Regions from separate parts of the Mus musculus genome. Here regions 1, 2, 3 and 5 are each linked to region 4. Evidence: chromatin loops called from intact Hi-C (ENCODE). Cell type or tissue: left cerebral cortex. All regions are shown on one strand. Each heading gives the region's core, and the rest is flanking DNA. Links, peaks and the distances in the headings are about the cores only.

The links. Hi-C counts contacts between places; a loop is a spot of excess contacts. Peaks named below come from ENCODE experiments on the same cell type or tissue, not always from the same donor. Only the 100,000 strongest peaks of a DNase experiment are listed, where the experiment ranks them.
Region 1: it touches region 4 in a loop (2.7-fold over the local background); 2 of 42 quality-filtered maps call a loop at or near these places.
Region 2: a loop joins it to region 4, with 2.5 times the contacts of the local background. A loop is called at or near these places in 2 of 42 quality-filtered maps.
Region 3: it touches region 4 in a loop (2.3-fold over the local background); 2 of 42 quality-filtered maps call a loop at or near these places.
Region 5: it touches region 4 in a loop (4-fold over the local background); 2 of 42 quality-filtered maps call a loop at or near these places.

The regions. Positions count from the first base shown.
Region 1 is chr7:91,130,203-91,136,289 of GRCm38, forward strand. All of the region lies in intron 1 of Dlg2 (discs large MAGUK scaffold protein 2), which reads left to right. Among named protein-coding and RNA genes, the nearest start is that of Dlg2, 42 kb to the left of the region's middle. In left cerebral cortex, for the core only: no CTCF peak of the experiment used is centred there; DNase peaks (open chromatin) are centred at 2,128, 2,947 and 3,527; H3K27ac peaks cover 1,967 bases.
Region 2 is chr7:91,123,232-91,129,318 of GRCm38, forward strand. The region is part of intron 1 of Dlg2 (discs large MAGUK scaffold protein 2); the gene reads left to right. Among named protein-coding and RNA genes, the nearest start is that of Dlg2, 35 kb to the left of the region's middle. In left cerebral cortex, for the core only: no CTCF peak of the experiment used is centred there; a DNase peak (open chromatin) is centred at 3,324; H3K27ac peaks cover 1,032 bases.
Region 3 is chr7:90,688,500-90,694,586 of GRCm38, forward strand. It overlaps a transcript of Dlg2 not described here. Among named protein-coding and RNA genes, the nearest start is that of Tmem126b, 220 kb to the left of the region's middle. In left cerebral cortex, for the core only: no CTCF peak of the experiment used is centred there; a DNase peak (open chromatin) is centred at 2,488; H3K27ac peaks cover 808 bases.
Region 4 is chr7:91,213,319-91,219,405 of GRCm38, forward strand. The region is part of intron 1 of Dlg2 (discs large MAGUK scaffold protein 2); the gene reads left to right. Among named protein-coding and RNA genes, the nearest start is that of Gm24552, 27 kb to the right of the region's middle. In left cerebral cortex, for the core only: a CTCF peak has its summit at 2,568; a DNase peak (open chromatin) is centred at 4,260; H3K27ac peaks cover 1,731 bases.
Region 5 is chr7:90,922,365-90,928,451 of GRCm38, forward strand. It overlaps a transcript of Dlg2 not described here. Among named protein-coding and RNA genes, the nearest start is that of Gm39048, 90 kb to the right of the region's middle. In left cerebral cortex, for the core only: no CTCF peak of the experiment used is centred there; DNase peaks (open chromatin) are centred at 3,155, 4,630 and 5,247.

The DNA.
Region 1 (6,087 bases), core at 81-5,080, 83 kb before region 4:
TGTTCCTTTTTATGGAAGGAAAGAATCCCAAACTTTCCCTGATTCTTCAAGGGATGGAACATGGTCACTTGAAGGGTTTGCCTTTCTCCTTCATCTTTCCTTTGGTTTCAGTTCCAAAGCCTGTCTCCCCAAAAGCCACGTCTATCCAAGCTGTGCCTTATGAGCATGCTTTAGAGTTTGCTGTTGCTACAGTATTGATTCTTTGTTTCCCTTGGAGATTTCTGTCCTCATGAAATGTATATTTTCCCACTTAATGGCCCATATCACATCCCTATTTGTTACATCTAATTTCAATGGTCAGAATTAGGCCTTTAAGAATGGATTGGAACTGTCTAAAGTAAAAGAGCAGCTCAAATCTAATAATAGTAATAATTAGGAGTCAATTAAGCCTCTAAAAGCTAGTGAAGAAGAAAAGTTATAACAGCTACAGGGGTTGTTGTGCTTTATAAAATGGCTGGGTGCAGGGTGCTGCTTGGCGGATCCTGCCAAGATGCTCCCCTGTACAATCAAGCTATGCGACAGGCCAAATACAAAAGGAAATTTATTTGGGACATGGAGAAGAGGATAGAGGCAGAAGAGGCAGGGGACAGAGAAGGACAGAAAGAGAAAGGAGAGAGGAACATAGAAAGCAGAAGAGAGGCCGGCCAATGACACATAGGGAAGAGAGAGAGAGAGGTGGAAGAAAAAGGAGAGAGAGAGAGAGAGTGGAGAAATGGAGAATCCTTTTTATGTCTGAGCCAGGTTAGTACCTGGGTGTTGCTAAGTAACTGTTGGGTGGAGCCTAGAGGAAATGCTAATTGAGGTTGTGGAAGTTGAAGGATTCCTGACAGTATTCGACAGTATTTGGGACACCCCAACCCAGGATAATGTGAGAAGTTATGAGAGACATAAATATATAACCTGGAGTTAGTTTTTGCCCTTAGTTGTTTGCTTTTAAAGCTTTTTGCCATCTAACTTCTTTATTTCTTCCCCTGCCATCACTGTGTGGCAATCTTTCATACACCTTGACTTATACACAAACCTTAAGAATATTTTAGAAATATTTGAAATATTTAGAAATATTGTTTGTTGCTATAGACTGGAGAGAATTACTGGGTTTTAGTAGAAGGAGATCAGAGGTATTTAAGATCCAGAAAGATGGGAAGTAATTTCCTGCCCCCAATGTTAGTAATTGCTTCTTCAAGAAACATTAGACTGCCAATAATTGACTACATTCCCCCCTGTCTGCTTCTGCTCCATGTGATGGTGTGCATGAATGCCTTTGTTGGTACTGCAAGGTGCAGCAGCAATATTAAAAAGAAACAAACATTGGGTTCTTATGAAGCTAGGTTATAACATTATTATCCAGTTACTAACTTTGATGACAAAGCATGGTGACATTGGCTTAGGGATTGCTGTGACCCTCAAAGATAGGTTAAAAGAATGTGATCAGCCCCAGAATTGATCTGCAGTTCAAAGACCCAGAAAAGTGCCAGAATAATCTATGCCTGCTCTGTCGGTTTGATTATATTGTACCAACCTTAGCTGGCATCAAGGTCCACAAAGAAGGGAGCCGGAAGCATGTAGTAGAGAAATCCTGGGATTCTTTCTTAAGAATGTAAAACATGTATCTCCCTCATTTGGCTTTACCCTAAAAGGGGAGAAATATTTGGCAAAGAGGAATCCAAGAACCGTGTTTGTATATTTTTTCCACCACTGCTGGGAAGCCAATCCTGAGAACATGTCTTAAGCAGGCCAGAGAAAACTGTTTGCCAAAATGATCCCAGCCAGAAGAGTAAAAGCTCAGCCAGGTAAAAAGAAAGAATGTCTGTAGCATTTGTTTCTTTCTTTACTGCCGTTACATTATCACACAGAGGGAATGTAAAAGGATCCATGCTGGCTGAAGTTGTCTAGATGAGTGTTGGCCAAGGTGTTTAGAAAACAGTGATTACGGAAGGTTTCTGCTTGAGATGAGATTAAAAAAGAAAAAAAAGATTTTAATTTTTCCATAAAGGACTAAGGTACTTGCAGCAGTAGAGAGCTTTGCTGTTTAGTGCAGTACCTAGTAAGAATGGTTCAGAGGAAAGAGGAAAGAAAAGTAAATACTGGAGCCACAGGGGTTAGGCGAGGTAAAGGAGAGAAGAGAAACGACAGAAGCAGAGAGCAGATTGCACATCTACCAGTTAGTTAAGGATTTGAATTTTGCCTTCACGCCTGATCTACTTTGGGAAACTTCAGTGTTCATTCATTTCAGCATTTTTTAAGGCAAAAAGTATCAGTTTTTTATTCATTACAGAAATACAAAGTCATTTCCTTATGCCTAATTTTCAAACAAAGTTTGCTAATTTTAAACTATTAAAAGATCTGATAGGAAGAAAGATCTACCTGATGTAATCCTGTTGGGAGGTCTTACATTGCACTCTTACTTAAATTCTATTGAAGGGATGTCTAGAAACAGTCTCAGTATCAAAGGCCGGTGAGAAATCTTCATTCACACCTATGGTTACCCCCAGAAATGCTATGGAAGAGCAAACTACTGAAAAAGACCTTAGAATACTTGCAGTTAATGTCTGCAACTGGATTTTTTTTTTAAAAAATGAAGAGCCAAAGGTCTCTAAACTGAATAGTAAGTCATTTTATTTGACTTTTTAATATTTTGTCTTGGAATGTTTTCAAAATCAAGCCTTATACCATATTGTCAAGAGGAGATAATAGGAGCCCCTGCAAATGTCAAGGAAAAGGTCACGGCTGATATATCCGTCTCCAGGTTTGGCTAGCAAGAAATTTTGTCATTTTCTTGTCCCCAACTTACTTTTCCCCTTCCTCTCCTAGGTTAGTTTAAAGATAGGATACCAGATCTGGCTCCTGGTTGGTCACAATATGCTGCTGTTTTATTTTGGGTATATTCTCATATTCTTCGTACAGTTACTTGCCAGTAGATCTGGCTCACCAAGCTATAAACTTGGTTTCTTTTTCTGTGTGTTGTCATTGTTATTTGTTTGTTTTGCTCCAACTCTAACTTTTGGAAATTTGCCTTCTATAATAGTAGCTGCTCAGCAGTTGTTTGCTGAAAGAAATGAGTAAATTGTCTCCTTAATCATTCTATGCAGCAAGTCCAAACACGCTAAAATATGGCAAGAATGTGGGCCATGCTGAAATTTCATGTGCAGGATCCTCAAAGTCAAGTAGTATCTGGGCAAGCATTCTGGGCATTCTTAAAAACCAAGTAAAAAGGTTAAAATTTAAAATTTCAATGTTGCCCATGCCCTAATCTGCTTAGATGCTCTTTGGAAGAAATAAACGGTACAGTTGTAGCATTTACTATGTGAAGAAAGGGAGTGTTCCATTCCATTCATTCTTCAAACTCTGAGCAATGAAGCAAGGTGAGAAAATATATTTATCCTTTAATGATCTTATATTCATGGCTGGCTAGAAGGGTGGGAAATGCAGCTTTGACAACCATACTACAAAGCAACTACCTCTCAGGCTATGCAGGTTGCACCATTTAATTTTCTGTGCAGATGGCTGACTGACATAGGAAGTAGATTCGAAGTAAGGGACAAGGAAGGCTGGGCACTTTAATGACTCTGCCTCCCAGTGGGATTTGCAGTTGGAAGTGATGGATGTGAGGAGTGAGCCCTTAACCCCACCAAGGCTTTTGTGTCACAGGCTACCTCATGAGCCTTCTGCTGCCTTTTTCCTGCACGTTTTCCAGGGTCAGGTTAGGGCTTTCTTTGTTCATCTTGATGATTTCTTTCTCTGGTATTTGTTGTCTCTCAGGTGAGCTGCATCTGTTCCATTTATTCCAATTCACTGTGACGATGACATTCTTTTTCCCAAGCGATTCACAGTGTGATTATTATACTGGCTTTTCAAAACTCACTTCATAGTACCCTTCTTATTTTCAACTTGCTTGTTAAGGGCCTTTGAAATTGGCTAATTTCCTAGGCTGCCACTGATTTGGAATTTTTCTAGAAACATCTGCCAGTATAGAATGTTTTATGGTAAGTGTTTATCTATTTAAATAGCAGAACTCAAGACTCCAAGAAAGTCATGGAGTTTAAAACAAATTTACTTTCAATATTTTGATTAAACTATATTTTGAACCTAAGAGTTGACACTTTGTAATAAATGGACAGTTGCAGCCTTATTTTTGAAAGATGACACATAAAATATTCTGAGACATTGGCATGCAATCATAGGGACAATCAATACTAATGATTACTCACAGTTGAAACTGCTAGTGGTAAACCTCAATAATTTTGCTTTAAACAGCCTCATTCTATGACTTCCATTATTCAAGACCCATTTTGTTCCCTACCAATCATGTTTGAAATGTGCTGTAATAGTAACTTTTCATTGATGCAACTCTAAAAGAACCACTTAAAGGAAGAAGAATTTATTTTATTCTTGAATTCGGTGATTTCAATTCATGGTTGCCTGGCTCTACTGTTTTTAAACATGTGGCAAGGCAGGAGGGTCATGGCATGAGGACATGGCAGAGGGAAGCTATTGTCTTCTACTAGCAAGGAAGCCAAGAGAGAAAGGGACCAGAGACTGGAATGCTATATGTGTCTTAGTTCCTCCAATCAGCCACATCTCTGAACATTTCCACCACATCCCTATAATGTCACTTAATAGGTCCATCCATCCATGAAGTTGTGGTTCATGTGATTTCCCAAAAGCTCAACTTCTGTGGAACAGAGGCCAATTCTTCAGCACATGTGCCTTAAGACACACTTTTTATCCAAGGTATAACATATATAACACGGATTTGTCACTTAATTTTGCCTGTCTCTTGACATTTTTTTGTGGTTAGAATACACAAACACACACACACACTACACAGCTCCTAACATAAGATCAACTCTTGAGTGACCCTGTTTTTACTCAGCCCTGATTATAAGCTTACCTTCCTCTCCAGCCAGTTTTTAAAGATAAAACTGCCTTCTGTTTTCCCAGTAGTTCCTGGTATTAAATACATCATGTTTTTGTTTGTTTGTTGTTACAGCAAGTAGGCATTTGGGTATTCGTAGGGGATTAGCTGAATCAAAAGTTAAACCCTATTTGTGAAGATAGATGTGTTATAAGAATTTGTCTGAGGAGCATATGATCCTTGTTGGACTTATTGCTATTATAATGACTAAAACAGACCTGGAAAATCCTCTGGCCATCAAAGCTATTTGCTGAGAAGCCAAGGCATGCAAGAGGAAGCCTGGAGAAGCATGGTATTTCAAGAGGTAATTTTTGTGGAGGCTTCATTCTCGTTATTTGTAGGAGACACTTTGCTCCTAATAACCATCCTTCATTTTAAAAGTACCATCCAACCCCCAAGTCGTACACAATTGTGTGCTGTGCCCTTGAACAAAAACAAAACGAGGTCCTAGTCCTTGTTCTACTCCTGGGAGTAAGTTTAAAATTACCACCACAGTGAACCCATTTTTCAAGTAAAAAAACCAATGAAGAAAACTGGCTTGGCTTCTCCTAGTTAACTAAAGGAAACCTTGATCATTGCTCACTTGTTATACTTTTTCTTTTAGCAAAGATCTTCCACTTCTGTGGTAATTGAGTAGTTTATTTCTCATCAGTCAACATAGTGAGATGGAAGCCTGCTATATTAAAAAGACCAACTTAACTTAGTTGTATAGTCTTACGTTAATTGCTTAACTTGTTTAAATTTTAGGGACTCATCTAAAATATGGAATTCTAGAAAAGGACACACACACACACACACACACACACACACACACAAGGCAAAAAATCACAAGGCAAAATAGCTTACTCTTCTAAAAGAAAGTTCATTGTTGAGTGGCAGACAGCATAGGATTGATCCATGGTAGAAGTAGACACCTTGATAAAGACAGTTGATACAGTTTTATCATTAGTTTTTCTTTCTATTTCCTAGGTGATCAAGGCCGTATTGGATCCAAAGCCCTTGATCTTCTAACTTACGATTTAGGCATGCACATGGCCTGTGTTTTTCTGAGGTTCTCAGTGCTTATTCTGTCTTCCTCAAAATGCCCCACATGTCTCTACGAAACTAGTTAACCCTTATTTATTCCTACATACTTTCATCTTCTACAGAAAGTTTAACACTACACCACTGAC
Region 2 (6,087 bases), core at 963-5,962, 90 kb before region 4:
GCCTCTGTGGGGACACAGTGAAACTGGGCTAGAAATGATCTGTCAGGGTCTGGTTGTCACTGACATTTTATGTCAGTGGCTTCAATGTGGTGAAGGAGGAGGACTTTCAAAAACAGTAGGAAAAGCTGGGATGACATCTTTTCAGAAATAGTTGTATCTTGGGGAAAGATGCCAGGGTTGGGAAAAAGGGAGCTGGCTTAGGTCTTTTCTATATTCTCCAGGGAGGAAACATGAGATAACCGCATAAGTGGCAGTGTGACTTTCTTACATGAACTGTTCAAAATGGCAAAGTTTGAATTTTGTAAGAGTCTATTAAGGGTCTCCAAAATGCTGCATTCTGGAGGACTGAGTTTTTCAGACTTCAATTATTGACCTACCTGATGTCTGGGAAGGAAGTTGGACCTTTTGTAGTTTTCTGAAATACCAGAGAAGACAAGGTCTAGTTTTGGGACTTTGTCAATAGCTCTGATATCCAAAAAATGTAATGTAAATTAATTTATGTATTTCAAAATTTGTTTAGACAAAAAGTATGCAAACTATCCTCTCATAAGCAAACTAGCTTATTAATGAGGCCTAACACGGAATGGAAAGTACCTATATGTAAAGTGTTCATCCATTACATAGTTTTGTAAATATTCATGTATTTCACTATAGAACTATTGATTGTTTGACAAAAGAAGTGGCTCAAGGTGATTGTGGAAAGTGCTGTGGCCGACTAGAGGAGAGAATCATATTAATGTACTGCTCCCTTTATCTGTCTTAGATTTGTCAAGCTGGGATTCTGTTGGGCTACCTGAGTCTGAGAAGGATAAATGAAAAGCAGGGAGATGGAGATGTCCTGTCCGTCTGACACCCTAGCTATTCCTCAGTACCATGAATCACTAGGGATTTGACTTAGGAAGCCTGTAATTTTTATAATTTTCCTGTAATGCCTTTAGGGTTTCTCTTAAATGTCCTTGGAAAGTTTTTTTTTTAATGGGCAAAGCTTTATATTCTTTAGAGGGGGTGGGTAGTTATCATTGACCTTTCAAGTCAAAATTTAATTGGCACATAATCAATCATATAGTTAGCTCTAGTCATTGTAAGAAGTTGGCATCATTAACCCTGCTGTGCCTTAACAGTGCAGTGTTCAATGCTTCACCATAACGTGACTTCTGTTTCCCCTATTTTGACTCTGTATCCGTAGTGATGCCTATCTTTTTGACTATCATGTTAACCAGTTATGCTTCTATATTGCTATTAGACATCACTATTAAAATTGCCACTCCATTCTGAAGCATTCATTTCTTGTACTTTTCCACAAATCTTGCAAGTAATTTATGTCTTAATCAGAGTCTTCCCCTCATTGTGAAGCCTTCACATATTTTATAGCCGCCAGGTATTTATTTAATGCCTTCTTATAGCATTTGTTGTCTTTGCTACTTCGTGATACTTAGAATTTATGACATATTTTGTTTACTTTGCCTTTTAAAGGAACTATAAATATTAGGATCATATCTTCATATTTCTTCGTACCTTTATAATAAACTAAGTTAAGGCTCATGAAAATTTTCTGAACTGAGCCTACGGAATTTTTTTGTATTAAACGCAGAAACCTTAGGGCACGCATCTCTGCTTTTCTTCCTCGAAAGAAGACCCTAAACTCATTTGGTTTAGTCTTACACAGTAAGCACAGATGTACCTCAGAAGCTTCTCAGCTATGGGTGGGAACTTGCCCACCGAGTCACAGCTAAAGACCTTGAGGATGCATGTTTGCTATCTATTTGTTCTCCTCAGTAAGGGAAAAGGCTTCTAGATGCAAGTTTGAGTAAAGTAGACATGCTGCTCTCCCAGAAGAAATTATTGATGTTGCCCTTCCTTGGAAAGATGGGGAGAGATGGAATGTTAGAAGCTAACATGAAAAGATGTTTCTGTTTGGAGTCTCAAAAGAATTTACAAAAAAATGCATGCACAAAAGTGCACTTATCAAGATTCATTTGGAGGTGTGCATATCTTATATGAAATTTGGTTGACAGAATTCTGAAGACCAAGAAGTCTGAACATCTGCCATCTACAAACTGGAAAACCAGTTTTAATTTGCTGGCAGTGAATTCAGACTGAACCCAAAGGCCTGAAATTTGAAAATGGAGGTACTCCTGACGATCTCTCTGGCTAAAGATACAAGAACATTTCCTTAACATCTACATGGTGAAGTTGGGTATACTAGCTTGAATAAAACAAGGGAGGGAACAAGGAGAACAGAGATGGAAAGGAAAGAGAAAATTCACCTTCTAATATTTTTCTCTGAATACTAAAATGAACCAATTTCATGATGTCTACTAATAGTGGTGAAGGCATAGCTTCTTAGTCTGCCCATCCAAATGCTAACCTCTTTCCAACGAATCCTCAGAACTTCTACAGAAGCATGTAGAAATAGTGTTAGTTGATTTGTGATGTTAAGCATCATAAGGAGAACGTTTATCATTTGCTCAATGACAATTAAGGGCTGTTCCAAGGAAATAGGGAGTGAAGAAAAAGTAAGTGAACAAGACAAGACCAAAGTGTTAATGGTCTCCCGCTGTTTCTCATTCTGTCATTATTTTGGAAGAACTTTCTTGAACTATCAAAATAGCCTTTGAATAATAGGATAGTTTGAGGCACTTTGAATTGGTTAAATTTAACTGGGCAGTTGGGATTATAACTTTGGGGTTTATAAATTATAACTTCTTTAGTGATCTTGAAAACCAACCTTATTCATAGCCTGGGGACAATGTAGTGTCAGAAAGAAAAAGGAGCAGTGCACAGATGGGGATTTTTGTCTCAGTAACTTTCTCAGCCTCCATTTTCCCCACAGGCAGGACATAAAGGTGAGTACTTGGTAAAATATTATTATTTTACCAATAATTATTATTAATATAGCTTGATGGAAGTGTACTTGCTAAGTGCTCATTCTCATGATCTTGATTAAGTGGGCTGGATATTTATACATCTCCTGGCTCACATATTAACATAATGTCACCAATGGAAACGGAAATATTTCCATTGGGAGAAGACAGAATTGAGACCCTCAGGTATAATGAATCCATTTAAGAATTTTTTATGAATATTTAACTGATTTTAAAATCCACTCTGAATATGAATATCCTCAGTGACATGTCCATACTCCAAGACTTTTCAGCATAGCCTTATTTTTATTCTTGTCACCTTAGCTGTAGCTTTGACTTGTGGGGGTTCCTCTGGTTTGGAAGAAGGCTGTTTTGCTTTCATTTTTAATTATAACTTCATATCTACATGATTCCAGTATTTTTTCGGAAAGAATTTTTTTTTTATGATTTAACAAGTTAAAAAAAATCTTTTCCTCACTTTTTTTGAACATGAACAGATGGTGCTTTTCTGTGTCTTTTTAAGGTTGCTCTGTTTTCCAAAGCAGCACCTAGGCTATGCATTTAGTATAGTATAACTGAAAAGTATAGAAAACAAAACTGTCCATAGAGTTTTGAGTTTATATCAACACTTCTACCTTACTAGATGTTTACTGTGCAATTTAGTCGCATTGTGTGGACATGTGACAACATTGGACCTGAGAGGATCTGAGTCCATATTCTGCTTAAAATGAAGCTTAAGATGACAATACAAATTTAATTGTATATAGTCTGTAATGTAAAGTAAATATGCCCAAATTATGCATTAACATGTGTAATACTTTATACTTGATCATAATTGGCAAGCTTGAATAAGAATAAGAGCAATAAATTTGATCTTTCAGACATTTTTATTATTCTCCCAGCCATTGTGTCTTTCCTCTATAAATCATTGATTCTTAACTAAATGAACTGTTTAATTAAGGTGATGACAGGCACTTGGCAGAGATACTGGCTTCTTCTCTGGTGTGCAATGCCCATTCCAGTGTTACACTGAAATATAGATATAAATAATTTAACCATTTATGTCCATGCCTCCCCCAAATCACATCTAACAGAGACACCAAGTGATATTCAGGGGCAATCATAGTCATTGCCCTCTGAACCTTAAAATGCAGGTACAAGATCTGGAATAAAATTAACCATTTTTATTCTTTGCTCATAACACTATCTAACCATAGTAAACTATTGGATACTGTGTAATGGTCAAGCAAATTATCATGTTCTTTTGTTAATTTTGATAGTTAACAGGTAATTTATTTTCTCTGCTATTACTTTTTCTTCAAACAAGAAATTTGAAAACATTTGCCACAAATATCCTGGATGTGAAATATAGAGAGACACTGTTGACAGAAAATAAGAAAAAGCTTCTGCACTTAGCCAGGCAGCCCTGGCTGGTATCTCAGTCCTGCCCATCCTTCAAAGCTTCCCTGACCTTCCTAGGTTAAGCTCATGACGCTCTTCCTTTGAATGCTCTCTAAGGGATTTGTAACCTTGTGAATCTCTCTCTCTCTCAGGATGGTGCAAGCCTCATGGGAACAAGATTTCTGTTTTATTCATTTTAAATCTCCTGACCCCTATGCTTTTACCCAGTGAACAGTACTCAATAACCATTTTGTGGAAATAATGTTATTAGATTTCAAGAAAGAAAATATCTCTTCTTGTCTCTTGTGAATGTTATTGAGTTGTTATGTCAGAGCTTACATTTTCTCTCTCAGGTAATGGTTTTAAAATCTTTCTAGTCAGAGGAATACTCCATCCTGACCTGAATCAGCATGCCCTAAAAGGGCTGGTTTTGTGATGATAGAGGTTGCCATTACTGATATCAGGAGTGCTGTGCTATCCATGCCTTTATGTGATAGCTCCATTTGGCAGATAGGCAAATGGATGTTTTAAGGAACTGAGCAATTTGTCTAACCTCACAGAACCAAGACTCAGAGTCAGTTCTAGGATATTTTAATAAAACAGTATGCTGTATTGACTTTACACCATCCCTGCCTTTACATATGCCAGAAGAGCATTAGATGTTGGTTGGTTATAATATTTTATTAATACCATGTGAGAAGTTTAGAAGTCATTTATGATAAACCCTTTGCTTCCCATCCAGTATGTTCTTGCTCAAGAGCTGTCCTATGAGGTTGATACCATCAAGATCAGCTAATAAAAATTAAAAATGACAATGGTTAGATTAGAACAATCCATTTTCTACTGAGGAATTGAAAGCTATTCTTGGAAATGCACCTGAAGTTTGTAGTATGGTAAAGCTGGCTTATAAAGGCAGCATTGAGTGATCTCCCTTCACACGCACATTGCTTTTGAAATATTTTAGGATTTCAAAGCCAAAATGCTTAAAGAGCTCTAAAAGAATGACTGCCCGGATCATTTTCTGCAACTTAAGAATTATGTAATGCTTCATTTTAACTCTTTATTCATAAACTAGAATATAATAATTGTTTGAAGACTAGTTTTAAATTTTTCTTCTTTAGACAACTCTTCATTTTTCCTATAACACAAATGGGTTCTGAATTGAACTAAAATACTTAACTGAGGTATATATTGAACTGAGAGGACACTTGACATTTAAAAAATACATTTTTTTTTCAAATTTCTAGCACTCTGCAGTAAGAAAAGTGACTATTTTTACTGGTTTTGTAATTATACACTTGGTGAAAAAAGTCCAAACAAATAAATTCACTCTAAAATGTATAATCCTTGAATTTTTATATTATAATTTCCATTTGGAGAATGTCACATATGTACAATTATGATCATACTTACCCTCCCATTCCCCTTCAAAGTCTGCCACATCTATCCAAGAAATTATCAACTAGCCATGATGGTTATAGTACTCTAAGAGTATAACAATGTCATAATCTTTATTGAGTAACTAACAATCTTTTAATTGGATTTGAGACTTGCTTCATAGGAGAGAATTTTATGCCTAGTCAAAAGCTGTGGCAGGGGAGGTCATAGGCCCTAGGGGACAACCTACTATTGTTATTTTGAATGACTATCCTGTCAGATTGCCTTCTAAATATCTATGTTTCTACCCTTATATATGCACTCCTCTATACTTTGGTTAGATAAGCTTCTTTTGGTCCGCGGGGTGCACTCAACACAGAGATGAAAAGTGTGTCAAAGTGTTAAGAGCAGTAGCCTGAGCATTGATCCTCTAAATGGAGCATCT
Region 3 (6,087 bases), core at 549-5,548, 520 kb before region 4:
TATGCTTATGCATATATATATATATATATATGTAATTTAGAAAGTTTATACAGTAGTATATTTAGACAAGGTATTTTCAAAGTCTTAGTGTTAGTTATCCCTTCCCTATGTCCCATCTGCCATACCATCCAACTATGTATGTATGTATGTATGTATGTATGTATTTCTATAGTGAGCAGGAGACAAGTGCATACTATGGAATGTAAATGGAAGTCAAAGAACAACTTATGGACATTTGTTCTCTTTTCTCTCTTGGGTCTACCCACTGAGCCATCTCACTTGCCTCTCAAGAAGTCATTACTGAATAAGGTAATGATGCAAACATCAGTCCACTAAAATGTTGGAGCAGTTCAGTATTTATTTTCCACACCTTAGGTCATTTGAAAATCATTCTGTAAAGTTCCTTCATAGATATAATCTTGGTTACCAAAAAATTTAGCTTAAATAGAGTTGTTTGTATTATTCAAGATTTTCAAGAATTATGTGGCCTTCTTATTATGGGATCAGATTTATTTTAAAATTACTTTAGAGAGACCCAACATGCTATGCAATTGAGGTCATATATTCTCAGGAAGGTATTAACTCAGTAGAATAGTAATTGCAAGATATTTCAGCTGCTGGCTATTAAAAGGAGAGAGAGAGAAACAGTGTGTACAGTGTGTGTGTGTGTGTGTGTGTGTGTGTGAGAGAGAGAGAGAGAGAGAGAGAGAGAGAGAGAGAGAAATAAGCAGTGTTATATTAACAAACATCATGCAAGGAGTTTGTAACCATCAGTGGTGTCTCAGCTTATAATGATGAGTCAATAGTTATTCTCCTTTAAATATCAGCCATTTAATGACAGTTGTAAACATTGTTTCATGCCTCCTGTTACTCATTCCCTCTGTGTGAATTCTCTTATATGAAAACAGCATGAGCATTGTTTATTTGACATAAGCTATGTTGTGTTATGTGTGTTTCTCATCTTAGTGAAGTATTCATGAAGTAGCAGAGATGGATGAGGTCAAGACAGTCAAAAGGCCAGCATGGATTGGTACAAGTAGCTTACAAGGCCTCAACAGTAACTGAGGAGCTATTGATGGTTGACAGTTGTTGGGAAACAGGACTCACTCTTATTTGGGGGTGTGACCACAGAGAGGTTGCTCATCCTCTAGTGCATAGCCCTATACCTATGAACATAAAAACAATACTAATTGGATTGAGTGTGTTATTTTTACAAAGAGAGAGATGACATGAAGTTGGAAGGGAGATGTGTTAGGAGGAATTCAGGGGGAACTAGAAGGTAATAAGGGGGATTAAAAATATTATTTATTATGTGCATTTTTGAAATTCCCAAAGAATAAATTTAAAAGAAAATTACAGGAGAATATTGGAATATAAGAAATATTGAGGTCCTTTCACTTGACTGAAAACTGGTACAATTAATGCTACATGTTTTCAGTAACTATACACATATAGCATTTTTAAAAAATTATTTATAGTAAAGCTTAACATTAGTGAAAATGGCCAGGTAGCTTTCCTTTCAGAGGTGATTTAAGATCTTACACTTGTTCAACTATGGCTTTGGTATAAGGTCATCACCTGGGGCATCTATACCAGTGATCCAAACAGATGAAAATGTAGCATGCATTACTACAAAAGATGCATTTATTGGCAAGATCAGGAATATGCCACTTAGCTCCATGATAAAGCCTATGACTCAACTATATGACCATATTTAACTGCAAAAGAGCAGCTGTGTGTGGCATATTTACAACTCTGTATTAGTTACTTTTCCTGTTTCTGTGATTAAAAATACCCCAAATGAAAGCAACTTAAGAGAGAAAAGGTTTATTTTGGCTCTTACTTGAAGGGTACAGTGTGCATCATGGTCAGGAGTCAGCTCATCAGGAACTTGAAACAGCTGATTATATGGCATCCATAGTCAGAAGGAGTGTGATGAACCCTGCTGCACAACTAGCTCCTTCTCTTAACTCAGTTCAAACCCAGGCCAGGAAATAGTGACACCCTCATTTAGGGCAGATCTTCCTATTTCAGCCTCAAGAAGTCCCCTAGAGGCATTTCCAGAGGCTATTTTCCTAGATGATTCTAGGCCATGCCACATTAAAGGCTATTATATGCCATCACAAATTCATTTCTTGCCAACTTGCCATTCAAGAATGTCAACTTTGAGTCACACTTACATCCCCTGTTCATTACCATCTCAATGTGAAGTGAGAGCAGTTCAATTTCAGGAGTAGTCATAATCTTAAACAACTTCAACACTGTGTAAAAAATCTAATCTCTCTGGGACTCAGATCAACATATGAACCCCCACATAATCAACAACATATTGGTACAAAGTAAACATTTGCATTCCAAGTGGTAGGAATGGGAGCAGAGTAAAGAATGGTCAGATCTAAGCAAGAACAAAATCCAGTGGAGCAAACCTTAAATCCTCCCACTCTATGACCAGTAGCTGGGATTCGTGGTGAGATCATCTATGTTCCAAAGGGAGTAGGTAGCTTTACTCCTCCAGCCTCACTGCCTCTCTCTTGAGCCAGCTCCAGTCAGTCCATGCAGATTGTCTGGAGATGGTCCATAGTTCTGGCATTTATAGCATCCTGGGTTTTCATTTCAACTTTGGCTTCATTGTCCACAGTTTCATGAAAGGAAGCTTAAGGGCTTCCTTACTGGGTCTTTGACCCTGTCATACATTGCCTGGCTTCAATGACTCTTTAAAGCTTTGGAGGAAGTTTCCATGATTCTCTCCATCTGACACCTTTCAGGTTTATAAAACTAGTAGCATACAGACAACACTACCAAGTTCTGCTGCCATGTTATGAATGGAGCCTACTCCTCTTGGTTTCATTGTTAAAGTAGCACGTGTGTTCTAACCATGGTGAAAGTTTTCAGGACCACGGAATCTCTTCAGTTTAGACTTTCTTTATTCAAATGAATATCCATGGAAACAAGGTGAAACCTATAATGGGAGGGGCTTTGTCTAAAGCATACTCTTCTTATTGGCTCCCTGAAGTTGTGAAGATCTCTTTAACAACTATATCTGCCTTCTCACAACTATCCTGAATGCTTTTCTATCTTGAAATTTCTTCTGCCAAAGAGTCATCTCAGTCTTCCATCTTTCATAACTGCAAGATCAGTGCCTCATGGGTGATGTTGTTCAGTTCTACTGAGAGTGTGAAATAGAGCCTGGGAGTTCATCATGATAGGAAATCATGGTGGCAGTAGCTTTACATGGCTGGTCACATTAGATCTGCAATTAGAAATCAGAGAGATCTATGAATTATGCCACTCAGTTCACTTTCTCTTTTTTATTCAATTTATAACCTAACTCAAGAAATGATGCCTATATTTAGGGTAGGTCTTCCTACCACAACTAAACCTTATAAAAGAAGTCCTCATAAGCATCCCAATAGGTCACCATACTCAACAATCCTCAGCGGCTCCTTTCATGGGTAATTGAAGGTCCAGTCAAGGTGACAATCAGCATAAATTATTATGATGTTTAAAAAGATTTTGATCACTAAGGAGAATTGTAGTGCTAAAGAATTTCAGGGCATTTTAAAAGATAAATTATATCTTAACACTTTTCTAAATATTTTTCTTTTCAAGTCATATCTATCAATTTAATGGTGATAGCTGCTTGGTATTTAGAAAATATTATAGTATAATTTTCAAACTGAATAGATAAAATACACTTTGAGGGTTCATGGATCTTAAATGGTTTCTATCCTACTATTTGTCTCTAAAATCTTTAATTTTTCAAGCTCTTGGGTAAAAATATTTCCAGAAAGTAAATGGAGAAAAATTCCCTTGAGTTTGATTTTGTTCAGAATTTTGTTTATCAGTCAAACTGGAAATTTTTAAAAAATATTTTTATTAGGGATTTTCCTCATTTACATTTCCAATGCTATCCCAAAAGTCCCCCATACCCTCCCCCGACTCCCACTTTTTGGTCCTGGCATTCCCCTGTACTGGGGCATATAAAGTTTGCAAGTCCAATGGGCCTCTCTTTCCAGTGATGGCCGACTAGGCCATCTTTTGATACATATGCAGCTAGACTCAAGAGCTCCGGGGTACTGGTTAGTTCATAATGTTCAAACTGGAAATTTAAGGTCTGGATTCTTTGGTATTTAGAAGTCTCCTTATGCTACTAGCAGAAATGAATTATTTTTCAATAAAATAGTGGTCACCATCAATTATATATACATACACATCTTAGAAAATAATAGCAATTAGCGTTTATTTTTAGATTCCTTTTATAGGTTTGTGATTGGCTTTTCCACAAATATGGACGATGTTATTACAAATAAAGTATTATTATTCATCATTCTCAAATCTTAAATATAGTTATTCCTATACAACTATATAAAATAATATGTTTACATTGTAAAAGTCTTAATCTTGAATGAGAGACTATAGCTGGATAAAGTACACCATAGTCTGTTTTCATTGTATAGGAATATCCAGGATAAAACAAAGAGACAACTGAAAAGGTTTTGAAAATCCTTTGATGTTTGATGGTTAACAGGAGGAACATCTCTTGTGCAGACAGTGTATGCAGAAAGTCGGGGTGATGAAAATGATGTGTTAGTGAATATTAACTAGGTGTGTGTAACTCGAGGACAGGAGAGCTATGAGCTACTCTATGCTCATGCACACCAAGGTGTTTTAGTTATGCTCTAGAGTTTAGCAAGAAATACTGTTCGGTAAGAAAGTTTTAAAATTTCAGTAAATGAAAAAATGATGAATTCCTAAGGGTTCTGGAAGGAAGGAGAAGAAAGAAGACTTTGAGACCAAAAGAAATGAATTCCAACACTTGGTGGGTAAATGATGTGATTTAACTCCCCATTATCTGGAGGAAGCAAAGAAAACATTGAAGTGTGCCCAGCAGGAGGGCATTTCACTTTGGTGTATATATCAGATACCAGAGACAGTTTCATAAACTATCATGTGAAGGGGACATAAAGATATGTTTTTGTTAATTCTTGAAAGTTTTATAGTGTAGAGTCTTTAATTATTTTTAGTATGTGCTTCTCTGCTAATCTTAAATGTCACCACTTGCAAGTTATTTAAGCTTGGCACAGCTGTAAATAACACTAATAACATAGCCGTTCTCAAAGAGCACTTTTGAAGGTTAAATGAGATAATCTATGTAAAATACTTAGGGTAGTTCCTGATGTATTAACCAGATCCTGTCAGGATGAGGACCTATCACCAACATTATTTGATGCTAGAATTATCACTCCACTTGTGATCTATAATGGAATATACTGTTATAGATAAAGGATTGAGGCACACATTTTTAATAATATGCTCCCTAGCAAGTGTCTTAGGTGTTGTTGACTATTTTGTATTATTCTGCATTTTTGCTTGTAGTTTTTGTAATACCTTAGAAACAAAATTCTGCTTGGATTGCAGGTCACATGAAGACAGGCTCTGAGACAGGTTCGGCCAATGGGCTATTGTTTGCTGATCTGATATATATGAATAAAGAAATTACCCCAAAGCATCGTAGAATTAGCAACTGTATTAAGGCATTAAAGTGAAGAAGCTGATATTTACAAGTCCACATATGTGGATGTGTGGCATTTTAGGTCCAGACTTGGAAGAGAAAGAGTGCTTGCATGTCAGAGCCACTTAGAAGAGGAAAGTAGGATCACAAAATGCCTATTATAGCATCAGATATAAATGTTATGTAAGAGCCCCAGAATAGCATGATGGCTGTAAACATGTCAGATATAAAAGCCAAGAGCCTAATTACAGTTCCCCATCTAGTCTAATCCTGTTTCTATTAGCAACAAGGAGAAAAGCATCTGGGTTTGCTATCCTGCCAGTCTGAATTTTCTAGTTTTCCCTCCTCTAGCAGTTGCTTCCCCTGTAGAGAGCTGTAGGAAAAGAATTTTCCAAAGACATCTGCTGGTTGTTTTAGGCCAGTCTTCCTGGGATGAAGGCACATACCTGTGGTGAGCATCTTATAAATTAAAAATTGGCCCTAGCCCTGAAAATCCTACAATTAATTTTAGCTTGTTCATAGCAGACTAATTTCTGAAAATAGATTGTTGCTAACCCATTTCTGTAATTTATAGT
Region 4 (6,087 bases), core at 394-5,393:
GGATTGGAGGAGACTTGTGATGCTTTGCTGATCTATACCAAAACAACATTTGAGCACATTGCAAAATCTAAATGACTACTAACAATTTTTAAATATCATGGCTAAAGGCACAAATATGCACATAAAATGTAAAGTCTTACTTTCTGTTTCTAGTTATTGTTCCATTTCAAATGTCCCATAGGATAGTAGAGAAGTATGAACTATAAAATATTTATTCGGAAAGAGAGGCCCATTGGACACACAAACTTTATATGCCCCAGAACAGGGGAATGCCAGGGCCAAAAAGGGGGAGTGGGCGGGTAGGGGAGTGGGGGTGGGTGGGTATGGGGGACTTTTGGTATAGCATTGGAAATGTAAATGAGCTAAATACCTAATAAAAATGGAAAGAAAAAAAAATTTATTGATCACATGATCTCTTGGTAGAATTATATGAGGATATATAACTGTTCATAAGGTCCATATATCAAAATGCAAATAATATTATTTACACCATTCAATTATTTTTTTCTGGTTCTTTAATGTTTATGGTCTTTCTTAACAGTTTCCTTCTAAAACCAAATAAAGTAGTTTTATGAGGAATAAAGTTATTGGATATTTTTTTATTTTTATAGACTACACAGACTTATTTTACTGTGATCCACGACTGTTACAATGAGGTAAGAACTAGCTGCCGTTCATTTATCAGTTACTATATTAAGAGTGCTAAATTGTGTATTTTATTGCATCTTTACAGTTTTCTTTGGCAAACTTGATTCATATCTCCATTCACTAGTGAAGAAAAATACATAAGCAGACAAGATGCTTTTCGTTGCAAATTTAAAGCACACAAACATTCTCTGCTCATCACCACCATTCTCGGTGCTCCGGAGGCTGACCAGGACTTGCTATGCTCCTCATTTCTTTTTGGCTGGCCTATATCTAGCTGTTTGTGTGGGTTCAACCAAAGGGTGGCCATTATAAAAGATCAGAATATAAGAGAAAAAAGGCCCAGAACATTTGTTCCCTGCCCTTGCACTGGAGGTCAGTGGTCAGAAGATAACTCTGGTTACTGCAAGCTTATACCTTTTCCCAAGTTTTCAGTTCATGTTAGACTCCTGTGCTTGCTTTTTCTCTTTCCTGGGTCCTTAACTGTAGAAAATGGCCCTAGCTCTGCTTCTGCCGTCTCGGTTACCTTGTTATCCCCATCCTTTAAAAGAATGTCATATCTCCTCCCACAAAACTATCTTGAACATCGCTTTTCAATTGCTTCTTGTTTCCTCTGTGTACCCCAAAGACACAAAGAACTTATGCTGCTATGTTGGAAGGTTAGTTCATGACATAGCTGTCAGTCCTGGGAATTCTACTTCTGCTCTGTCTGATTCCAAATTATAAGTTTGCTACTAATGTTAAGATGTGCTTAATATTAAATGGTACCAAAGTTATAGAAAGAGTTAACCATTCACTAAAAACAACTAACATACACTCAGGGGATAAGCTTTCAACTGGAAGGATTTTAGAAATATACTCTCAGCAGGGGCAGAACCAGAAACCCTGAACATGTAGACATGGGAAAATATATGGCAAATTGTTCACCATTAGCAAACCATGAGTGTTCAATGTGGCGGCTTTGCTTTAACCAAATCATATTGTATCCCTGATCACTACAACATCTTCGAAAGGGTTTAGCTATTTAAGACTTGAGTGTTTTATAGTTATGTCTCAGGATGACCACAATAGCTCTTTTCAGTGTAGGCATTAATAAAAGATAATTGACCTTGGTTCCCATGGTTTGCTTTCAGCTAAGGGACACAGCTCCCATCATGGTCAATTATCTCATAGTAATTCCAACAACAAAAGTGACTTCTGCTTAATTAAGCAGTTCTCTAATGACCTTCCTGGCCTGGAGGATGTAGCACAGCACAAATTAATGTGACCATCTCACATGGGCTGCTCAAATACAGTGTGAAGTATTTTCTAACATGGAATGATTTGCCAAATTAACACCATGAAGATTTGATACTGAAGACACTTTGAGGATGAATTAAAACTCACTCTTTTTTTTTAATTAGGTATTTTCTTCATTTACATTTCCAATGTTATCCCAAAAGTCCCCTATAACCTCCCCCCCTCAACTCCCACTTCTTGGCCCTGGTGTTCCCCTGTACTGAGGCATATAAAGTTTGCAAGACCAATGGGCCTCTCTTTCCACTGATGGCCGACTAGGTCATCTTCTGATACATATGCAGCTAGAGACACGAGCTCCGGGGAGTACTGGTTAGTTCATATTGTTCCACCTTTAGAGTTGCAGATCCCTTTATCTCCTTGGGTTCTTTCTCTAGCTCCTCCATTGGGGGCCCTGTGATCCATCCAATAGCTGACTGTGAGCATCCACTTCTGTGTTTGCTAGGCCCAGGCATAGCCTCACAAGAGACAGCTATACCAGGGTCCTTTCATTCCTGTACTTCTACTTCAATGCAGATAAGATAGAGTGCTCTGTCTTTGTATGTAGACTCTATCTCTTTCAGTCACTCCCCAGCCTCAGTCATCTGAGATGCTCAAAATTCTCCCAAAATTAATATTAACAACACTGCACCCCCATGTGGCAGCAAAAATTGCATCCCTGTAAAGTAATAAATGTTCAGAGAGACCTTCTCAATATTTCTAAGATTTCTAATCTCTTTAGAAATGTCTTACTGACATAAGAATTTTTTTATAGGATCATAAAAAAGAACTTATTAGAAAACACTAGAGTGTAAAACTGTACAAATCTGCTTCATCTGTTTTTTGTCCTGGCATAAAATAGTTATGTCAACCAGAGGAGAGAATAAATGTAAAAAATTGCACAGAGAACAGATGTCAATAGTACATTTTTAAAAATCCATTTTACACTACGGATCCTGTTTAATTGAAGGTGGGGGAACGTATACTGGACTCTTAGACAGAAGACATAGTTTCTAGAACATGGACATCTTCTTGCTGGTTCTGTGGCATTGAACATCATTCACAATCTTAGTATTCTTATCTGGAACAATAAGAACACCTTTTTAAAAATGTTTTTAAAAGCATTAAGGATATAATAATGTTTTATTAGATTATGCTTTAAAGTCTCTCCATTAGAGTGTGCAATTCTAGTTGCATCTATAAATTGTATGACTAGCTAATTAAAAGCTTCAAAGGCAGTGAACAGCACATTTAAACCACTGTCTTGAAAATTATTCTTGCTTGTATACTGTATGTTTTAAAAATAAAATATTCACACCTATATATCACATATCCATTGAGTGCATAGAAACAGCAATGAGTTCACTGTAAAGCCAGTCATATTTCTGATATAAAATGCATGTAGGTGGCTCTTTGTTTTCTGTACTTTGGGTCTTATTCTCTTGTTCAATTTTGTATATGTGGTTTGTTCTGTAAAATCATATTTTACTCAACATAATGCAAAGTCTGGTCCCTCAGTAGCAGACATATATTCAGCAGACAGACTAGATTTCTCTCTATTTTATGTTCTATTTATCTTCTGGGATTCAGAGAAGATATATGAAAGAGCTCTGTATAAAATGGGCACAAATGATAGTGTTGTTCAGTGTCCAGCAAAAGAACGAAAGTGTGATATTATTTATTCTCCTTACTGTTTTTAAATAGAATAACCAGGAAAACAATATTTATAGAGAATGAAGTTGGAAAGCACATGAGTATGAAATATAACAGACTGGACAGGGGGAAAAAAAGTCATGTTTGCATGTTTGCTGAAAACCTTTGATTTTCACACTTTCCACTACAGTTTGACAGGTAAAATTGAGAAGGGAAAAAAACAGTGCAAGGGAAAATAGTCTCAGGGGAGCTTTTCCTCTGGATTTGAGAAACCGACAAGGGATTACACATAAAGATTCGTTCTAAAATACAAGGTTAGCCCTCGCCTTGACCCTCTTTCACTCAGGCTTTGAGAAGCTGTAAGTGGGGTTGCAGGAGGTCTTTGTGTGCTGTGTTTGAGCATACTGCCCAACAATCCTGGGAAAGGGCAGCATTTCTACATTGTTCCCCCAAGGAAGGTTGAAAAACTAGTCTGGAGAACTGATTTGCAAACTGCTCTTCCTAGATGATTTCCTTTGTGTCCTTTCTGCTCATTTCCCATACAGTCTTCTATGCACTACGTACAAAAGCTGTAGGACTAAGTTCAGTTTGCATATAGGTAACTATTTGGCAATATCATTTCAGTTTGGAAGCACAGAGCTGCCGCAAGTCCCCATGAGTCTCTCTGTGACTAAGCCAGAGGCCCCAAGTCCTCATGAGTCTCTCTATGACTAAGTCAGAGAAAGAGAACAAAGGCAAGGAACTTGGCTCAAACCTGAGAACATTTACATACATTTATGTACATGCTCAGCATATTTTGTTGTGAAATGTGCCAATTTCTGGAGTCCTATTGGATGACTGCACTTCAAGTGTTTGAGTAAATAATACATTAGGGGATATAGACAATCAAATAATCATGTGGCAAATATGCCTTTACTGTATTTTTTCCTTAGAGGATTCATTTATAACGGCAAATTCACAGTGATATATGCAACAATGTTGGGAAATTTTGCAGTATGTTATTATATTCATACAATTTGTGCCAAGAGATCTACTATAAATAATCATAAGAAAATGCCCTTTAATGTATCACAACTATACATAGCAATGTTATTACCCTGGTTGGTCTTATTAGGTCACAATGAGAAAAATGCTCCTCACAGTGTTAGACACTGACTGCATGTATGCATGTATTCAGTAAGTATCTCTTAACAACTTCTCGGTCTGCATAATGTGCTGAGTCCTAACCATAGCTTATATGGGAGGTCTCTGTTCTTTGAGCATCTGAATCACATACTGAGAATAATGAGGAAAGATCCCCATTATTCCCAGACCTTTTCTGTTTTCCCTCTCCCTAGCTGATGACCTGAGATGTAAATGTCAATTAGATGCATTTTGTAAACTAGATTTGGGTTCTCCTTTCCTTGTGGTCCCACAACGTTTTGAATGAACCTGGAGAGAGTTTGCAGAGTGTTCTGGGATGTATCTGTCACCATTAGAAACATTCATGTATTCATAAATGTCTTCCAGGAGCTGAGAAATGGAATTTGGGGCCGACCATAAGTGAAGCATATTCCCTTTTCTGCAGCAGCCCAGGGTAGTTTAGAGGAAGTGCATATTTGGGTGTCTAATTACCATACTTAGTAAGGTGACAGATGCATGTACTGGGTAACGAGGTCAGAGAGTGGAAATGAGCACTTCATCCGTATATAGCAGAAATGGTGTAGAGAGAGGGATGAATTTAGAAAAAAATTTTGTGTGAACAACGTGAGTTCAAATAGGAGGATCATTTTGGGAAAAGCCAGAGGGACTGAGTGAGTGAACAGATCTGGCTCCAGAAGGACACATGCCACAGGAGTGGGAAGACACTCAAACCACAGGAGTGGGAAGCACCCTGGGGAGGGAGGGAGCAGGAAAGAAACAGTCTGGCTGCTACAGAAACAACAGAAAGCAGAGGAGGCCCCTGGAGGCGAACTCACCAGAGAGGCTGCTGAGAGGAGAGGCAGTCTGGAAAAGACACAGGGCTTAGTCCACCAGAGATGGAGTGTGGGCGAGTGTGGGGGCTTTTGATGCGAGAGGCAAGAGATTAGATTTTACCTGCACCACTTCTTGATTTGCCTTAATGAACTTCACAGTGCCTGGGAACTCTAATTGTACTTGTTTGGGTTTGCAGTTAAGAGACCTAGATTTAAAAAAAAAAAAAAAAAAAAAAACATATCTTCTTATGAAGGCCATTACTCTTCAAAAGGAGAGCTGCATCAAGATTTACTTCAGAGTCTTTATTTGGCCTCCTGGGCCTTAATTAAAAAGAAGAGTTATGTAAAGAGGAGAGCTTTGCCTGTGTTACTGAACATGGGGCATGGTGTCCCAGAGAGATTTATAATGCAGGTAGGTCTGTGGTTGCAGCCATTCTTTTGAAGATCATCTACAGCTCTGTCTTATAGCCACCTAAGTGCCAATATTCAGGGAGGGCAGGCAAACCAGACCAGGTGGTATGCCTCAGAGATCTTGCTTGCTCACTGGGGCATCATTTAG
Region 5 (6,087 bases), core at 361-5,360, 290 kb before region 4:
ATTAACTTGGGGACTCTTTTTTTGAAAAAGATGTTAAGTATGAATATCTTTGTGGATTTCATTCTTTCCTACTGAGTTGATGTCTCTCCTTCTACTTGGTATAAGCTAACAATCATTGAGAAGCCACCACTGTAGTGTTGATGTCAACATCATAAAAATTTTAATGCTCACAAGTTATTTGTTTGCTCCAAGCCATGAAAGTATAATGAGAGAAAGGTGATTTCAATATAATCTATTTAACTCAAAAACTCTTATCTTTTCTATAACACTGGGTTTTTTAGTGATGGGTGTGTTTACTGCGTTTTCTGCTTAGTTTTTTAAGGCACATGTATTGGATCATTATGATTCATTAATACCTTATTTCAACCATATTTATGCACATCTTTAATAGTCACAGCCATTATTTACCTAGCTAATTGTGTGATACATATTAATAAAGAAAATGCACAAAAATTCATAGGAGGCCATCAATAAAACTTGTTGCATTAGCATGTATAAAAAAAGCTAGAAGTGAGAAAGGAATAAGATACTAAAATCAAGTTCAAGCTCTTCAACTCTTCAGTAGTATGGATTGGTATGTTACTTCCTTATACCTAATATTCACAAATATTGATCACAAGTCAACACAGGCAAAGCTAAAATTATACATAAAACTCTCCAAGTTAAAATTACACATAAAACTCTCCAAGTAGACATCATAATTACTGTTGTGTTTTCTAAGTGCAGTCAGTGGTCCCATTATTCAGGTTTAAGAAAAAACTGCTATCTAACTGTACATTCCATTTGCAGGAAGCATAAAGCTTATAAACTCTTCAGTTAATTATGACAAACTGGAAGTATGGTTCAAACATAGATAAACTCCAAGGGAGGTTCTCAATCCATTCTGCAGAGCTCAATTGAATTTATGCTTTTAGCCAGCAGTGGTCTTGGAGGACAGACAGATGGTATTAGAACAGGGACCCTGATGGTGCATGCAATGTTAGCTTTGGTTGATACCATCACTTACTATCAGCAGCATGCAACGTTCTGTTATCTGTTATTCTATTATGTGTTGGCATTACAGAGGATTTGAAATGAAGCTTAATAATTACTCAACCAAAACCTTTACCCACTACTAAAGGAGAGCGGGTTGATATAAAGGAATGAGATGTGGACTCAAACAAAAAGATTGTTGACATCTTTTACTAGCTTTATGACTCTTTATCAAGTTAGCATAGCAATTAACACATACTTCAATTTCAGAATTTTATTTCAAAATTGGAGATAACATATGAATGAATCTTAGTTTTTGGTAAATACACACTACAGGTTAATTTTGAAAGTTGGGTTATTATTACCAGCAATGAAGATATCTCAATGTGGCTATAGTTTAAGTTCTACTGGTTCTCAAAGAGACCTGAGTAATGAAATATGGCAAATTGGTCTACTTTCAATTCATCCCAAAGCCTCTAGAGTACAATTGAGAATACAAAGTTTGGAAATGTAAAAGGGTTAACCTGCAAACAGGATAAAGGTGTTTTTTTTTTCCCCTGATAGTCATTTTTTATAACTTCTATAATACCGAAAGCCTTTTCTGAATTAAGAACTAGTGTTATATTTGTGTTGTCAACTTAAGTTCCAGAGAGCTATCTTGGAAGAAATAATTCCACTCTCCCTTGTTGAAAGAGCCTCCCGACCCATGTTTGGTTTGGATTTGGAGTACACAGCATACATATAAGATGATGCAGATTCACTATCCTGAATGTAAAGCTCATCTCTCTTAAGAACACTCCGTGTATCACTTTCTTACTGTTATCTGCTTTCTTGTTTGCTGGTGTTAGATCTCCAGGGCAAATCCACAGACACATGGAGAGCTTTCAATTTGCATATTGATGACTATTCACAGACCAGCTAGAGACATGAATGACAAATCTTCCAAAGAGTAAGCCCACTCAAAGCCGAAATTGTACAAGCATAGGGCCTGGGAAAGGGTACATACTGATCACATACTTTTATAAAGAATATATCTTTGTGATATTGTTGCACCTAACTTATAAATTTAAAAAGGGTTAAAGCCAGGTAATGTTAAACAACTCAACTGGACAAAATTAACATGGGAGCTCCTTATATGCCTTCCTTGGGCCTGCTTTCTCTTCTCTCTGTGCTGTCCTTTGAATTGTGTGCCAACGTGACTCATTAGATTTAGCCTCAGTCATTCCTGATAAGTGAAACTATTCCAGGAAGCCAGGTCTAGCAACAGGCAGCTTCCTACTCCCAGTACAGAGTGGGAGTTAATGCCAAACTTCTTGACGCTGTCTCCAACTACCTTTAGCCTCAGTGGAATTGTACTAAATATTTGGACAAAATCTGGCCCACAGTAAACTTGTAATGATGCTTGGCATTACAATGGAACTTTAATTGCTGCAGTTCTTCCAGGAGGTCCTAACTGGCAGCATGTAATGTGATCCCATGTTTGCTGTGTAATAAAAGCCCCCACCCCAGGCTAAGTACAACACATTCATTTAATCAAAAACTCAAATTATATGGAAATATTCATGTCTCAAAACGGTTACTACTCCACTATGTCCATAAAGAAAACTATATATAAATATTTGAAAACCCTTACTTGCTGATCCGTGTATATTCAAACACCTCTGAACAAACACCTAAGTAAGAAGTTACTGCTATTTGTATCTGGATTGGATGAACCTCTCAACGTATGGGAAGTAAATGTGCTAATTTATTTTGATAGTTATTTTAAATTGCATTTTGGTGAAGCAAATATTTTGCATAATCTAATATCCATGCCTTAATTAAATATATACTATAAAAACACTTTCTTAAAAGACGTTCAGAGAAGCAGTTTGCCTCTGCAATGAATTTGGTCACACACCATTGTTCTTTAGGTAGTGTCAGCATTTTCATTAAAAGCTGTACTCTATTTATAGCCTGGAAGGAAAAATGCATTCCGGGCTAAAACTTCATGTACAAAATGTTTTTCCAAAAGCGGTTTTGTAAGGTACACATAGATGGAAGTTTTATAACTGTCTGAAATCTCAAGGTTTAGAAGGAAACCCATGAGAAGCTGACAGAGAATTTCATTTATTCCTGCCTCATATGTATCAGGATAGCACACAGCATCTGGGATGAGAGCTGGGCTATGAAGAGAATATAGTTCTCTGTCACGAAGCCAGAAAGTCAGGATTCTTGGATTTCACTTCTGGTTGGTCTATTTGATATAGATCAGAAGCAGCATGGATTCTGTGGTCACTTAGAATGAGGCTACGATTCCGTCTCTGCTGCTTACACAGTTTGGGGAATTTCTTAAGCCTGTAGGGTGAGCAGGATACACTCACTGACAAGTTGGATGTCATTGGACTGTGCTTATTTCTTTTTTAAATTCTATTCATGGCTGTTTGAAACTGCATATTCCGTTTTCCTCTGTTAGTGGGAATCCTTATTCTGAAAATTTATTTTAAATGAATGGTTTTTCTAAATGTATTTTGCCAAAATGAAGTTTTCAGAGAAATGATACAGTTAATTCCATTCCACCTTTAAAGAAGGCAAAGTATGGTAGATAATATATGAACAGCTCACATGATTTTAGAGTTGTCTAAAAGTCATCAATTTTGTCCCTGCAGTTTCCAGTCTAGGGACATTTATTACCTTACTCTGTTGACGAAATGAGCCGAAATTGCCATAGTTGACTTGAATAGATATTTGGTAGTCACATGGATAAGATGAGCCCCTTATAAAGATATATGGAATTTTGTAGGATACAGCAAAGCATTCTCTTTACAGCTACCTAGCTAAAGAAGAACCATCGGAAGGACTGGGAGTTTGCCGTTTTTTGTTTTCAGAATTGCTGTATCCTAGAGCTAGTTCATCATAACAACATACATTATTTAGTTTGTACAAACCTAGCTTATAATTTCTGGCTATCTCATTTCATTCATAAAACAATCTCTTCTCCTTTTATCCTTAATTAATTTGGTGTATGTCTGCAATATACTTACTATGCCCAGATACTGTAAATTCAAGTGGAAGAAAACAGGCATTGTTCCTTTCTTCATGGGGGAAGCAGAAATAGAACAAGTAAGTGTACGTGTAAAGATAAATCAGTAACTGGGGTAATTGCTATTCAATTCAAATATGTTTGAAAAGAAAATGATGTATAGAAAGACATCTAAACAGAATGCTAATTAAACATATATTTAAAAAGTAAATCAACTGGGTGGGGAGAGAGGTGAGAGATGGGGTGGGGGCAGAGAATGGAGAGAGCTATTTTGGCAGAATGAATAGTATATACTTACACGTGTTACAGAAGGTTGCATTTCTGAAAAACCAGAAGACCACCATGGGAGTAAAAAAAATAAGATTAATGGGGAGTGGGAAGGATAGGCAGTGGTAGAAGACACAAGCCAAAGCATGTTCAGAACTTCACTGAAGTGTTACAGTTTGTAAACTGAGCAGGGAGGAGTGGGTGAGTATATGTTGGAGTTCTGAAGTTATTGTTCTGACAGCTATATAAAGAACAGGTGGGAAATGAAAACATAGGTGGTAGATGGTCTCATTTAAAAACATAAAAGAATCTTTTTGCAAAGATTTTTGCAGAAATCCGGACAAAAATAGCTGTGGTGTGAATTATCTTGGTGGTGGAAAAACGAGAGAGATGAACAAATGTGTGGTGTTTGTGGACAGATATTCCAAAACACGGGATGATTGCACAAGTAAGTAAAAGGAGGAAGTGTGCTGTCAGATGAATTCTGCGCTTTGATGCAGGTTCCTTTTAAAAATAGTAGAGGGGGGAGTACGGAATCTATTGAAACGTCTCTAGACAAAAAGTTGAAGAAGACAAGAAAGCTAGTAAGTAAAGCACAAATTCACAGTAGATGATTTAGCAAAGGGGTCACGGGACAGCGGTTTCAATAAGGTGGTAGTGCTGAAGAGTAAGTAAACATGACCATTATATATATTTTGCACTAATAAAAGCTTACTCTCTGTGGGAAACCATTGATGTGCAGTATGGAAAACAAGAGGTTACATATATAATAGATGTGTTTAATTAATAACAAAAGTCTCCTTAGAAGATGGAATAGATGAGAGCTAAGGACTGTGTCCTGGTTGGTGTCTGATATGTAAGTGCAGATGGGTACGGAGAGGTACTTGAATATAGAAGTAAGTTCGAATGTGCCAGTGGGAAATGTTGAGTGGGATGTCTTCTATTTACTATGTGAAATTGCAGTGAGTGGGCCTGACTGCTGAGAGCGAGAAGTGGGGAGAGGAAGGGACCAGATGGTAGAAGCATTAGTATGATGCATAGCAGGATTAAATGTCTAGAGGAGATGAATGCAGCTTCCTAGGATGAGCTTAAAATGAAAGAAAGGGTTTCTCTCCGACCTGTGGATAGTGCTGTCAGAACAAATCACTGCAAGGTGGTGTCTCTCTGCTTTGAGTTGGCTGTTGTACAGCTCTCATGTACCATCTCACCATACCACAGGCTTTCCTCATTTGGCAGGGCACTCTCGCTGTTAAATGTGCCTGTCTAGTTTCTTGTAAGCACAAAGGGCACCTCCAGGACAGAGAATATTTTTAACATCTAATGTAGTGTCACATTTGTAATAAAGATTACCAAGAATTACTGAACTGCTAAAAATAAAATCAGGTCAGACAATTACATAATTCATTGTGCATAGAAATGAACAAAACAACAATAACAGTTCACCAAATTCCATGAGACTCAGAGCTATGAATGGCCCGAAGCTCTGCTCATAACAGTTGGGGCATAATTCATAAAAACAAACAAACATATAAACAAACCACAAAAAGATGAAGGACTCTCATCATTTTCATGATGGGTGAGTATTCTTGATCATTCCTTTTAAAACAAAAACTTCCTATATTTGCTTATTGCTTGTTGGTCTGATTTTACTGAAGCATGCAGAGACTAATATAAACTTATGTTTAGTTTTTGATCAAATTACCTTTTAACTGTGGTTAATGAACAAAATTAAAGTATCTTATTAGATACATGTCACATAGGGGACAAAATTTATTTTTGGGAATGCAGGACAAAAGCATTCACCCTTTTACAATTTGGGTTTATAC